Regions from separate parts of the Homo sapiens genome. Here all the other regions are linked to region 1. The links are chromatin loops, found by intact Hi-C in ENCODE. Cell type or tissue: heart right ventricle. All regions are shown on one strand. Each heading gives the region's core, and the rest is flanking DNA. Links, peaks and the distances in the headings are about the cores only. Region 1 holds the start of LOC124903874 (a long non-coding RNA gene). Region 2 overlaps EPHB2 (EPH receptor B2). Region 3 has its middle 6.5 kb from the start of EPHB2.

Region 1 (2,500 bases), core at 1-2,500:
AGGTGAAGTCAGGAAAGCTCCCTCGTGAGTGGGGGTCACTGGAATGGGATCTCAAAGAACAAACAGGAACCACCCAGACAAAGATGTGCATGCCTGGCAGAAGGGGCAGCAGGTTCAGAGGAAAGGAGAGGAGAAAAAGCTTGGGATGTAGGGGATATGAAGGGGGCTGACTTGAAGATGTGTCTCTACCACCCCCATAACAGGGGGAGGCAGGGATAGCTGGGTGGGGCAGCAGCAGAGAGGAAGTCTCTTTTGCCAAGCCAGATCATCTGCCTCCTCCTCCAGGAAGCCTCCTTGACATCCCAGCCAGATGCACCTCTTCCTTCTCAGTCCCAGAGCACTTGCTGTGGGTGCCACAGGAGGGGGTTTCTGCTATGCCCCCTCAACTTCCAGCTGAGGCTCCTCTCGCCCCCTTAACTCTAAGCCCATGAGGGAGGGCTTGTGTTTGTTCCCCTGTACCAAGTTTGGGGTCCCTCACACAAAGTCCTTCTCCAGTGCCCACAGGGTGAAGGCCGACTCCTTAGCCTGGCATTCCAGACCCTTCATGACCCACCATTTTGCAGTCTCTCCTGCAACATCCCTAATGTTTCCTAGGTTCCTGCCATCCCTAACTCTTTCCCCCTTCCTTGGTAGAGCTGCCAGATTTAGCAAACACAAATATAGGATGCTGCTCAGTCAAATTTAAATTTCAGATGAACAACAAATACATTTTGGTATAAGTACGCCCCGTGCAATATTTGGGACATATTTGTACTAAAACATTTATTTTTAAAAAATTCAAATGTAATCATGTGTCTTCTATTTTATCTAGCAACTCTACCTTCCATGGACACTCTTGAGTTTTTGCAAGCACTGTTGCCCCTGTCTGAAATACCCTTTCCTCACTTGTCTTGCAGTGTCCTACTCATCGTTCAAGACTCAGCGCAAGTGCCACCTCTGCTGGGGAGACTTCCCAGATGTCCCAGCCAGGGGTTGTGGGTCCAAATTGTCTCCCCTCCCACCTATTGTCCTAATATACCTGTCCATCTTCTTTAAGGATGTGGATTTCCTGAGGCCAGGGACCATGTCTTGCTCATCTCTGGATCCCCCCAGGTTTGCCACACAGTAAGTGTTCACTAATTATTGACATAATGAATGAACATTAAACTGGTATTCAAAAATCTACAAAACCTGGGATGCAGTACCAGACATGGACACTAAGTGCCACTGTACAACATGGGCTCTGCTCAGACTTGAAAACAGGTTAGATTCTGTAAACTGGGTGGGTGCCCACTTAGAGATGTTGGAGGTTTTAAGCCCCTGATTATGTGAGGGAGATGAGAGGCGGCTGCTGGTTCCATAGGTGCCTCATGAGAGTGAGGAACCAACCTGAGCAGCTCCCTTCATTAAAGCTGGGCAAGGGATTGGAAGCTGTTTCATTTTTCATTTTTGTCTCTCTCTGTCTGACTATATTTTTGAGACAGGGTGTTGCTCTGTGACCCAGGCTGGAGTGCAGTGGCGCGATTATGGCCCATTGCAGCCTCGACCTCCCAGACACAAGCGATCCTCCCACCTCAGCCTCCCTAGTAGCTAGGACTACAGGCACATACCATCACACCCGGCTAATTTTTGTATTTTTGGTAGAGACAGGGTTTCATCATGTTACCCAGGCTGGTCTGGAGCTCCTGGACTCAAATGATCCACCCGTCTCAGCTTCCCAAAGTGCTGGGATTACAGACATGAGTCACTGTACCCAGCTGGAAGCTGCTTCATATCCTTGTTTTTTCACTTGATTGCACTGTGACCTTGGGAAAGACCCTTCACTTCCCTGAGCCCCTGTTTTCTATTCCAAATAAATGGAACAATAAATGCCAAGCTCTCAGGGCTGTTGTGAAGATAAAATTTGATCAGGTAGTGCCTGGCACATTGGAGATGCCCGAGAGACGCCAATTCCCTTCGGTCTCTCCTCTCCCTGGGGTACCTTTATCTGAACAGTGATTAAGCACCAAGGGACGATGGGAAGAGATTCAGTATGAAATCCACTAGTCCTTAGTCTGAGCACTTACCTGGTAGCTTAGGGCCAGTGAGGCATTGGGTGCATGTCTTAAGCCTTCCAGGCCTCAGTTTTCTCATCTCTAAAGTGGGTTAATGCAAGTAGGTACCATAAAAGGTGGTTTTGGAGATTTAAAAGGAAAATACAGGTAAAGCTTTTTAGCACAGTCTCTAGCACATAAAAAGACTTAATAAATGTTGGCTCCCACCATCACTGTTATCATCAAAACCATTATAGAGGCCAGGCGCAGTGGCTCATGCCTGTAATCCCAGCACTTTGTGAGGCCGAGGGCTGGATCACCTGAGGTCAGGAGTTCGAGAACAGCCTGACCAACATGGTGAAACCCCATCTCTACTAAAAATACAAAAAATTAGCCGAGCGTGGTGGCACATGCCTGTAATCCCAGCTACTTGGGAGACTGAGGCTGGAGAATCACTTGAACCCGGGAGACGGAGGTTGCAGTGAGCT
Region 2 (2,500 bases), core at 1-2,500, 81 kb after region 1:
CCGGGTCACTTCCCTAGCACGCAAAGCACTATAATGTCCATGCTGAATTCTCCACCTGGAATGCCCTTTGACCCATCTCCACCAGGCAGACTCCTATTCAACCTTCAAAGCCCAGCACAAGGTTTGTTTCCTAAGTGAAGCCCTACCCTACCTTCAGAACCAGTCAAGCTGACCAGACCTTGGGCTCACATATTGGCCAACATATATCTTCAAAATGATACTTCTCAGAGCAGGGAAGGGGTCTCATGCTCTTATTCTTCTCTGTGCCTGCTGTGGAGCACCACATAAGTCCACAGCACACACTGGGTTTTCTCTTGCTCCTCGCGCAGTCTTGGTGCCTAATACAGTGCTACATACAATCAACCAGAGACCAAGAGGGAGGTCTGTTCTATGCAAGAAGCAGAAGCTTAGAGTTAGACAGTCCTGGGTTCAAATCCTGGCTCTCCTGTGTGACCTGGCAGATGCCTCCTAACCTTGCTGGGAGTCAGTTTCCTCATCTGTAAAATGGGGATAATGATGTCTACCTTGCAGAGAGATGGTGAGGATTCAACAAGGATCCTGGCACACAGTGAATGCTAAATAATTAAATGAGTATGTATATAACATATACGTTATGTATATTAATATATCAGATACTAATAAGGATGAATAAAGACTGTATTTCCCTGGAAACTTGTTCTTAGGCACTGATCTCTTGGAAAAACATCTTAGGAAGGTTTCTGTCTGATCTGTAGACATCTCTGCACCCCAACCTAAGCTCCACTTAATTGTCTTGCTCTGAGGGTGCCGAGTAAATACTCCAGGCCAGCTGGTGCCTGGAAACTGCCAATTGCCGGGGAGCAGCTCGTTAATTTTCCCTTCTCTGCACAGACCCTGCAGCTTCTGCAACTCATCTTGGGAAACTGAGCGGAGTGGGTCAGGCCAGGGCCAGGGGTCACAGGAAGTGGGGCTGAGGGTGCCAGGGGACTTAAAAGGGCCTGCAGAGGCACCGCCGGGAAGCTGTCTGGGCCCGAGGAAATGGGCCCAGAGGCTGCTGAAAGGCAGATGGATCCCAGGCCTGGCCCGGCCCCACCAGCTCTGACTCAGCTGTCTGTTCTCCACTGGAGTGGGAGAAGCCAAGGCCTTATAGCAAGGCAGGATGCCCAGCAGCCCGCAGGGTGGCCAGCTCTGGGGGCCACGAGGTCCCATGACGATGGAGGACAGGACATATGGCATAGTGGTTGAGAGCATGACTCTGGAGTGAGGTTCCTTGGGTTTGAATCTTGGCCCTGCACATCCCGTACTGATGTGTGGTGTTGGGTAAGTTACTTAACTGCTTTGTGCCTCAGCTTTTCTCGTTGTAAAATGAGAAGATGAAGATTAATACCCGTGTCATAAGGGTGTTACGGGAATTAAATATACATTAAGAGCTTAGAACTGTGCCTGGTATATAAATATCACTCAGTAAATGTTAAGCTATTAATCTTATTATCTCTTCCTCCCCATTCAGAAGCATACTATTTGGATGTTCTCATCTGCAAAATGTGAGCATTGGACTTGACTCTGCGGTGACACGTCAGTTTCACCACACTCACCAGCTCCCAGGAGTTGGCCTCGGGCCCCTTCTGGACTGGGTGGAAGAGGGCCGTGGTTAATTTGGTATGTCTGCCCTGTGCCCGGGAAGGGAGACAGGTAGCTTGTGGGCCTCTCACTTGCCATCATTGGGACATTTTATTTACTCAGCAGATATGTCCCCAACCCTTGCTCTGTGCCAGGCACTGGCTGAGGTCCTGGGATTCAAAGGAGAGTGAGCACAGTCATGGTTTCCTGCAGGAGCTGAGAAATGGGGTGGGTGCAGCACCGCATTCAGGTTTGGGGAACCTCAGTCCCCTCATCCACAATGGGCCCAGTGATACCCCTCCTGCCTGAACTGCTCACCTTTCCTGGAATTTGCTTTTCTTTTCTTTTTCTTTTTCTTTTTTTTTTGTGACAGTCTTGCTCTGCCGGCCAGGCTGGAGTGCAGTGGCACCATCTCGGCTCACTGCAACCTCCGTCTCCCAGGCTCAAGCAATTCTCCTGCCTCAGCCTCCCAAGTGGCTGGGACCACAGGCATACGCCACCATGCCCAGCTAATTTTTGCATTTTTAGTAGAGACAGGGTTTCACCATGTTGGCCAGGCTGGTATCAAACTCCTGACCTCAGCTAATCCGCCTGCCTCGGCCTCCTAAAGTGCTGGGATTACAGTCATGAGCCACTGTGCCTGGCCAGAATTTGCTTTTCTTTTATGCCCCTGGCCTTTGGCTAGAATACTTTTGCCCCACTGTCCTCTTTGAGAACCATTCACCTTTTGAGAACCAGCTCAAATGTTCCACCTCTCCCTGCAAAGTCACTCCCTCCTCTGTGCTGTCCGGGAATTCTGTAGAGCCCTCCACCATTGTAGGGCACTGCCACTGTGTAAGGGTCTGTTGGTGGCATCTTCCCTTTACTGGGAGCATCTGGAGGGCATGGATGTGGCTGTGAC
Region 3 (8,370 bases), core at 2,711-5,210, 180 kb after region 1:
GATCATAATTAAGTTCCCCTTCTCTCACATCCTCTTCTCTCTAAACAGTATTTTATTCCCCATTTGGGGTGGCTGGGTTCTGCAGTCTGGCCAGGCTCTCCTCCCTGATTTCTTGGCAACCGCCTTTAGCTGTGCTTTTGTCCCAGCTGTGCACTCCACCTGGTTGCCTTCTTGGCTCTAAAGACTTGGATTCAGCCTCACCCCAGCCCCCACCAAGAGCTTAATTGACATTCGCCTCACCCCTCTCTGACTGACCTATTTGCCTATTATCTGTTCCCTGAAAGATAATCAGCCCCACATGGTCCATTGCTGGTTTCTCTGATGGATTGTTTCTGATTTGCACGTTATCTCTACAACTCCAGCCGACTGTGAGCTCCATGAGGGCAGTGCCTGGATGCAAAACTATACTGTACACTGCCAGGGCAGGAGGCCCCAGGGAGCATCTGACCCAATCCCCTCCTCAGCAGAGGAGGAGGCGGTTTAAGCTTCATTTGTCTAATGACAACAGCTACTCGAATTTGCAATCACGCTTTAACAGTTTACAAAGCAGCGTTCACACCCATCAACTCGACTCATGCTAATTCAACCAGCCTATCCTGCGAGCCAGCCCGGCAGCCAGGGAACGCCATTTTTCAGACGGGGAAATTGGGGCCCAAAGAGGGGCCACTTGCCCAAAGACATGTGGAAGGTTTGGGGTTTTTTGTTTGTTTTTGGTGCAGCTGGAGTGAGGCTTCAGTGACCTGTCTTGTCTAGGTCTCTTTCAATCAGAGTTGATTGACAAACATTAGTTGGGCACCTCCTGCATACCAGGCACTGAGGAGGCAGGGACGCAGCTGTGGACCTGCCAGACAAGGCCCTGCTCTCTGGGAGCCTATATTCTGCTGCAGAGAGACCTATATAGGGACAAGCTAATAACGATAATGGTAAGTGCGAGAAAGATAATGACCAGGGTGATGGGGCAGTGATTGACGGAGGGCAGGGGGCTGCTCTGGCCAGGGGAATCAGGGAAGGCCTCTTAGGCAACATGGCAGCTAAAAGCTGGACAGCGAGGAGTCTACCATGCCAACATGTGGGAAGAGAGCTCCAGGTGGAAGAAACTGCAGAGGCAAAGGCCCTGAGGTGGGAACACACTGGGTACCCTCTGGGAATAGGAGCTGAAGTACGGCAATCAACTGGAGCGTGGAGGAGGTTACATCAGGGAGGGAGAATATGGATTGTAGTTTAACCTCAATGGGGGAGTCATGGAGGATTATAAGTTGAGACTGGATAGATTGGAGGTAGAGGAAATAGCATGAACTTGGCTGAGCAGGGCCTGGGGGACCCCATGTGTTAACCCATGCCACCATCCTCCCGGTCTGTGGGGCTGGGCTGGCCTCTAGAGCCCCTAGATGGAGACACCAGGGGCTCTCTTAACTTGCTTCCCTTAACTTGACTCCCTTAACTCCCTAGCCCTCCCTTAACTTACTGTGTGACCTTGGGCAGGGTACTCACCGTCTCTGGGCCCCACTTGCCACAAATGCCAAATGAGGGCATTGGCCAAGGTGGTTTCTCTGAGGCCACTTTCAGCCCTCTCTTTGTCGTGGATTCAGTGGGGGCAACAGGACCTTGGTGAGGATCTCAGCCATACCAGAGGATGCCAATGAGCTCTAGGCTCCCTTTGCTTTCCCTGAGGCTCCTTCTTCCTGAGGGGAAAGGTAGTGGGGCTCTTGAAGGGGGGAAACATGTTACACTGAGTGGCAGAGCCCAGAGAAAACATAGAATAGACATCCCCTCTCGGTGTACCCAAGTCTCTGACTCCCATCCCAGTGGCTTTGCTGACTGATGCAGGATTGATGGGGTCACATGGCCATTTGTGGGTCAAACCATCCCTACAGCCAGTGCCAGGCCAGGGGGAATTTCTTTTTTTTTACTATATATATTTTTTATTATGCTTTAAGTTCTAGGATACATGTGCACAACGTGCAGGTTTGTTACATATGTATACATGTGCCATGCTGGTGTGCTGCACCCATTAACTCGTCATTTACATTAGGTATTTCTCCTAATGCTATCCCTCCCCACTGCCCCCACCCCACAACAGGCCCTGACGTGTGATGTTCCCCACCTGTGTCCAAGTGTTCTCATTGTTCCATTCCCACCTATGAGTGAGAACATGCGGTGTTTGGTTTTCTGCCCTTGTGATAGTTTGCTCAGAATGATGGTTTCCAGCTTCATCCATGGCCCTATAAAGGACATGAACTCATCCTTTTTTAAGGCTGCATAGTATTCCATGGTGTTTATGTGCCACATTTTCTTAATCCAGTCTATCATTGATGGACATTTGGGTTGGTTCCAAGTCTTTGCTATTGTGAATAGGGCCTCAATAAACATATGTGTGCATGTGTCTTTATAGCAGCACGATTTATAATCCTTTGGGTATATACCCAGTAATGGGATCGCTGGGTCAAATGGTATTTCTAGTTCTAGATCCTTGAGGAATCGCCACACTGTCTTCCACAATGGTTGAACTAGTTTTCAGTCCCACCAACGGTGTAAAAGTGTTCCTATTTCTCCACATCCTCTCCAGCATCTGTTGTTTCCTGACTTTTTAATGATCACCATTCTAACTGGTATAGATGGTATCTCATTGTGGTTTTGATTTGCATTTCTCTGATGGCCAGTGATGATGAGCATTTTTTCCTGTGTCTATTGGCTGCATAAATGTACAGAGACATGGCTCAAATTCTAGTTCTGTCACCAGTTGGCTGTGTGACCTCAGACAGGGCTCTTCCCCTTTCTGGGCCTGAGTTGAGAGCCCCAGATCTACCCTCATGAAGCTCATGAACCAGCACTGTCCAATAGAAATATGATCTAAGCCCCACATATAATTAAACCATTTCTAGTAGGCATATTTAAAAAAAAGAAAAAGAAATAGATGGAGTTAATTTTAATATATTTATTAACCCAATATATCCAAAATATTATCATTTCAGCATGTAATGAATGAACCATTTTACATTCTTTTTTCACACGAAGCCTTTGCAATGTAGCATGCATTTTATATTTCAGCATAGCTCAACTTGCACTAGCTACATTTCAAGTATTCAATAGACACGTGTGGCTGGTGGCTAGTGGCTACCATTATTGGATAGCACAGATATAGACACTGACGGCAATAGTTATCCTAAGGAACTCAAAGTGCTGTTTAATAGAGGTTGTCCAAACCTTCTGCGGGCACAGAGGAGGGAGTCACTACTTCTGCTTAGAGAAGGGGAGAAAGCTTCCTGGAGGAGGTTACATTTAAAAGATAAAAAAATGCCTTGATAGCTAATCCTCTTTCTTCCCACTTTCAAGAAATCTTTTCTTTCTACCTTATGATAAAAGAAACACATACTTATTGTTAAAAATAAAGAAGATATAGAAGAGATAAGAAAGAAAACAAAAACCACCTCTAATCTCCACAGCCTGAGAGCCACTACTAATATTTTGATCTGTTTCCATCCAGGTACTTTTTTTTTAAGGCACAAGTATTTTGCATGTAACTATAATCTTGCTGTCTGTATGGTGCTGTGTCCTATTTTTTCCCACCCAGCACCATGGAGTGAGCATTCCCTTGGGTTGTTAAAAACCCTCTGGAAACATCATTGCTAACCACTGCATACTATTCCAGGGGGGTGATGGGCCGTGAAACCAGAAACTCTCCTGCTTTCCCACTTCTCCTGGAGGTACCTGCGAACCCAGCTCCACTTTGGATGCCCCTCTGAGCACAGAGGCTGCAGGGAGAATGGAGAGAAGCAACCAGGAGGGGAGAGTTCCCTGAAAGCCACCCTTTGCTTGACTCCTCACTGTCAGCCCTGGGTCTTTGTGACTCAGAGCTGGAGGAGGCTGGGCTGGGCTGCAGCTCCAATTAGCCAGTCTCTTGACTGCCACCTGGTGGTCCTGGAAGTGAATTCACCCTCTAGGAGAACCATCAGGGAGGTGGCCAGAGGCAAGAGGTGCAGGGGTCCTGGGTTTCCACTTTTGACCCCTGGCCCTGCACCCCACTTCATGACCAGCCTTCTGGGGAAGGGGTCATCTGAGTTTTCATTCTGGAGAAGGGCTTCCCTCCTGCTGTCATTCTAAAGGGTCGTAGCTTGGGGAGAGGACTGCCTGGGTGCAAATCCAGCACCACCTCTTATAAGCACGGAGTCCTCAGGCCAGTCTACTTTTCTGTCTCAGTCTCCTGATCTGTAACATGGACTAATAATAGTGCCTATCCCCTAGAGCTGTGAGGCTGAAATGAGATAATCCATGTGGACAAGCACGGGGCCTTGTCCACAGTACATGTTCAGTGTTTTAAATTATTTAATGTCAGAGGGAAATTAAGTGCAAAGTACAAGGATGAATCTTATTAAATCTCATCCTGTTTCTCTGGTTCTCTGCTCTTAACCCTTAAGCCCCTTTGTTGGAGCCACTTTCCTGCTCACAAGTCTTGAATGCCCCCCTACTCCCCCCTGCAATAAATATAAACTCCCTAGCCTGGCATTTGAGGCCCTTCAAGGACGGGACCCAGCCCACCTTCCCAGTCTTGTCTCACTGTTCACCTCCAGGTACCCTCTGCCCCAGCCAAACCATTGTCCTCAGGTCTCCAGGAACTCCTCCATTTTCTCACCTCCACTCTTTCCTCATGCTCAGCTTCACGCTAGACCACATTTCTCCCCATCCTGTCTTCCAGAATTCTGCTTATCCTCCAAAGACCTCATCACAGACCAGCTCCTCAGGAATCCTTCCATAGACCCATGCCCCTTCTGGAAACCTCCCCAGCCTGCTGATGACACACACCTCAATTTCCTTCATCCTATGTTCTTGCAAAGTAGCCTTGAGGAGCAGAAAGAGTGTGGCCTTTGGAGTTAGGGAAGGGATGTGTTAGAATCATGCATGATCTTGAGCAGGGAGAATACTCAACCTCGTTAAGCCTCAGTTTTTTTCTCTCTTTTTTTTTATTTTAGAGATAGGTCTCACTCTGTTGCATAAGCTGGAGTACAGAGGCGTGATCATAGCTCATTGCAGCCTCAAACTTCAGGGCTCAAGCGATCCTCCCACCTCAGCCTCCAAAAATGCTGGAATTACAGGCATGAGCCACTGCACCCAGCCCTCAAATTTCCTTATTTGTCAAGTGGACCAGATCCTTATAGGTTCGTGATGAGCATAGCATGCAACGACAAACAGAAAATACCTGGCATTAGAGAATACCTGTGAAATGTCAATTTCCTTTCCCTGCGAGTTCATGCCCCATCCATACGTGAAGCTGCCCTAGGGCAGACTACATTCTGTTCACCCCTGAATCCAAGTCCAGCAAAGGGCCTGACACATGGGCACTGACTAATTGCTTGCTAGAATGAATGGAAACTTCTCTCCCACCAGTACAAAGAACCTTCTTGGCATAGGAAATAAGTGGTAAAATGCTACCCAGTAGCTGTGAGCCATGTAGCTCCCAGTAGCTCCATTACCACGTGGAGCCAAAGACTCACTTCCTCCTGGGAGCTGGGAGGGCCTGGCTTGTCTAGCTTGTAGGTGAGGCTCCTGGTGGGTGGGTGGGTGTCTAGCTTCAGTGGGTAGCCTGTTTCCACAGTCTGTTCCCACCCATCATCTGCTTTAATCCTTGCAACAACCTTGTGAGCCTGGCAGCCCTTTCACTTTACAGTGGAGGAAACTGCAGGCAGGAGAGGAAGTGACTTAGCTAAGGTCGCTCAACAGACTCCTGAATGCTGGGCTGGGAGCCAGGTCTCCCAATTCCCCAGATTAAGGCCTTTCCGAAGCTTGTAGCTATGATATGGTTGCAAAGGCACTGGATTTAATGTCAGGAGAAACGAGTTGAAATCCCAACTCAGCCCTTTACTTTCTGTGTGGCTTTGGGTGGTTGTGTAACTTCTTGAACCTCAGTTTCCTTGTGGCCAGGGGCCCTGTTGGAAGATGAAAGAAGCCAGGAGATGGGAAACACCTCTGTCAACTGTGGAGTGCCGTATCCAGGTAAAAGGTTGTTATGTTGTTACGGTTGTATACTGAGACTGATATGGGATACTTTGATCTTTGCGCCCCACAGGAGCACACAGAATTTTATGGCTATTCCCCTGGCCGACCGTTTCCCAATCTGCGTCTCTCCTGGAGTTTGATAATGCTGTTTTGATGGGTTCCTGGTAACAGAGGTGCAGCAGGGTGGGGGAGCTGGGCGAGTGAGCTGGGTGTGGAGGCTCTGAAGGCCAGGACAGCTGTCCCCTATCCGGGTACAATCACAGAAAAGATCCAGACTAGGCTGGGCACTGGGGTTGGGGACACATACAGAAGGGTAAGGCACAGGTCCCATTTTTTAAGGACCCTGGACGTGAGAAGAAAAAAGTCATGGAACTGGGTGTGGGTGTAGCTAAGCTCTCTGGAAAGGTTTTAGCTGATTCACATTTAAAGAGGACCAGGCAAAGAAGACGTTCTGGAAGTGTTTGCCAAATGGACGCGTGGATGGATGGATGGATGGTTGGTTGGTTGGACAGACAGAGAGGAGAGGACATGATGATAAGCAGGCAGGCTTCTAGGAGGTAGTGACATGTGAGCCATGATGATTCTCTGGATTGCAAGAAATTGACTAAGGAGTTTTTGGAAGGACACATAAGGCAATCAAAACCCAGGAATCTCTACTTTGTGATCAGGACTTATTGGAACCCAGCAAAAGCCTTAGGGGGCCTGAATAGGACTTGTAGTTATTGAGAATCAAAGGCATCTGTAGCTACTGAGATAATGATAATAATAACAATTACTGGCTGGGCGTGGTGGCTCACACCTGTAATCCCAGCACTTTGGGAGGCCAAGGTGGGAGGATCACTTGAGGCCGGGAGTTCAAAATGAGCCTGGGCAACATAGCAAGATCCTGTCTCTACAAAAATAAAAATAAAAAAATTAGTGGGGCGTGGTAGTGCACACCTGTAGTTCTAGCTACTTGGGAGGGTGAGGTGAGAGAATCCCTTGAGCCCAGGAGGTTGAGGCTGCAGTGAGTTATGATTGCACCACTACACTCCAGCCTGAGCAACAGAGCAAGACCCTGTCTCAAAACAAACAAACAAACAAAAACAAAACAAAACGAGTTGGTGCCAGGGGCAGTGCTGAGCATTTTACAAACATCATCTTATTCACTGCCCCAAATTCTCTTAGGATGCTTGACAAAGACTCTGTACCTTCCTTCTCTTGGCAGGTTGCTCCCTCTCAGTACCCACCTCGTCTGCCTGACTCTTTCTGTGCCATTCAGGAGAGACTGGGATTGGCCCAGTCAGCACCTCAGCCCAGTGTGGGTGGAGTACCACCTGGGCCCCTGGCCAGTCCAAAGCCCTGCTGACTTTGGGTCTCCTAAGAGAGGGTAGAGCCCTGGCCAGGGTCTCATGGTGGGTTGGAGCAGTGTCAGGAGTAGAACTCAGATGTCCCAGTGCTTTTCTATCTCTGCATTCAGATGGGAACAGGCATTTGGGGTCCAGGAGGGGAACTGAGATAAAGGAAGGAGAAGGAGCTTTGAGGGTAGTGAGCCTAAACTTCTCAGCCTTCACAGATGTTCCTTGGATAGACTCTGTTCCCAGGAAATAGGCCTCAAAATGTTGAGGTGAACTGTGCCTATAGTCAGTTTTCAACCCATGTTCTTGATATTGATGATGACAGAATGCTATCATCTATTTTTTTTTTTTTAAAGGAGTTTCAGTCTTGTCACCTAGGCTGGAGTGCAGTGGCGTGATCTTGGCTCACTGCGACCTCTGCCTCCTGTGTTCAAGCGATTCTCCTGCCTCAGCCTCCCAAGTAGCTGGGATTACAGGTGCCTGCCACCATGCCCAGCTAAATTTGGTATTTTTAGTAGAGACAGGGTTTGACCATGTTGGCCAGGCTGGTCTTGAACTCCTGACCTCAGATGATCCACCCACCTGAGCCCCTCAAAGTGCTGGGATTACAGACATGAGCCACCATACACGGCCAGAACGCTAGAATCTTTAGATTTGGAAGAGCCAGCCTGGAATCAACTTCTCCATCCCTCTCATTTTATAAATGAAGAAACTAGGTCTCAGAGAAGGAAAGTAACCAACTCAAGGTCACACAGCAAGTTAGTGGGCAATGATGGTGAGATGTTCTCCAGCTCATGGAGTGGAATTGGCAGTTGGCCTAAGATTTCCAACTGGGAAGTCTGGGACAAGGAGCCCAAGGGGAGTCCAAGGAGATAAGGCGGGTGGTTTCCGTTTTTCTAGGACCATCTCAACAGCTGGGCCGAGCTGAGCACTGCAACTGTCTGAGGTGGAATTGGAATGCAGCCAGCTTGTCAATTCCGTTTATTAACTAATAGTCTATTATTTTCCTCTAGGGTTAATATTTAAATGCAAATGGCCTATT

Evidence for each region. Hi-C counts contacts between places; a loop is a spot of excess contacts. Peaks named below come from ENCODE experiments on the same cell type or tissue, not always from the same donor. Only the 100,000 strongest peaks of a DNase experiment are listed, where the experiment ranks them.
Region 2: a loop joins it to region 1, with 2.0 times the contacts of the local background. A loop is called at or near these places in 5 of 110 quality-filtered maps.
Region 3: it touches region 1 in a loop (15-fold over the local background); 76 of 110 quality-filtered maps call a loop at or near these places.

The regions. Positions count from the first base shown.
Region 1 is chr1:22,888,111-22,890,610 of GRCh38, reverse strand. The region is part of intron 6 of EPHB2 (EPH receptor B2); the gene reads right to left. It overlaps LOC124903874 (a long non-coding RNA gene), which reads left to right and starts at 1,051. Exons shown (of 3, transcript XR_007065534.1): 1 at 1,051-1,104. RefSeq lists a silencer at 894-1,099. In heart right ventricle, for the core only: a CTCF peak has its summit at 1,199; no DNase peak of the experiment used is centred there; H3K27me3 peaks cover 1,399 bases.
Region 2 is chr1:22,807,597-22,810,096 of GRCh38, reverse strand. All of the region lies in intron 3 of EPHB2 (EPH receptor B2), which reads right to left. Among named protein-coding and RNA genes, the nearest start is that of MIR4253, 54 kb to the left of the region's middle. RefSeq lists an enhancer at 1-316. In heart right ventricle, for the core only: no CTCF peak of the experiment used is centred there; a DNase peak (open chromatin) is centred at 1,066; H3K27ac peaks cover 898 bases.
Region 3 is chr1:22,700,170-22,708,539 of GRCh38, reverse strand. No RefSeq gene overlaps it. Among named protein-coding and RNA genes, the nearest start is that of EPHB2, 6.5 kb to the left of the region's middle. In heart right ventricle, for the core only: a CTCF peak has its summit at 3,908 (motif pointing left); a DNase peak (open chromatin) is centred at 3,879.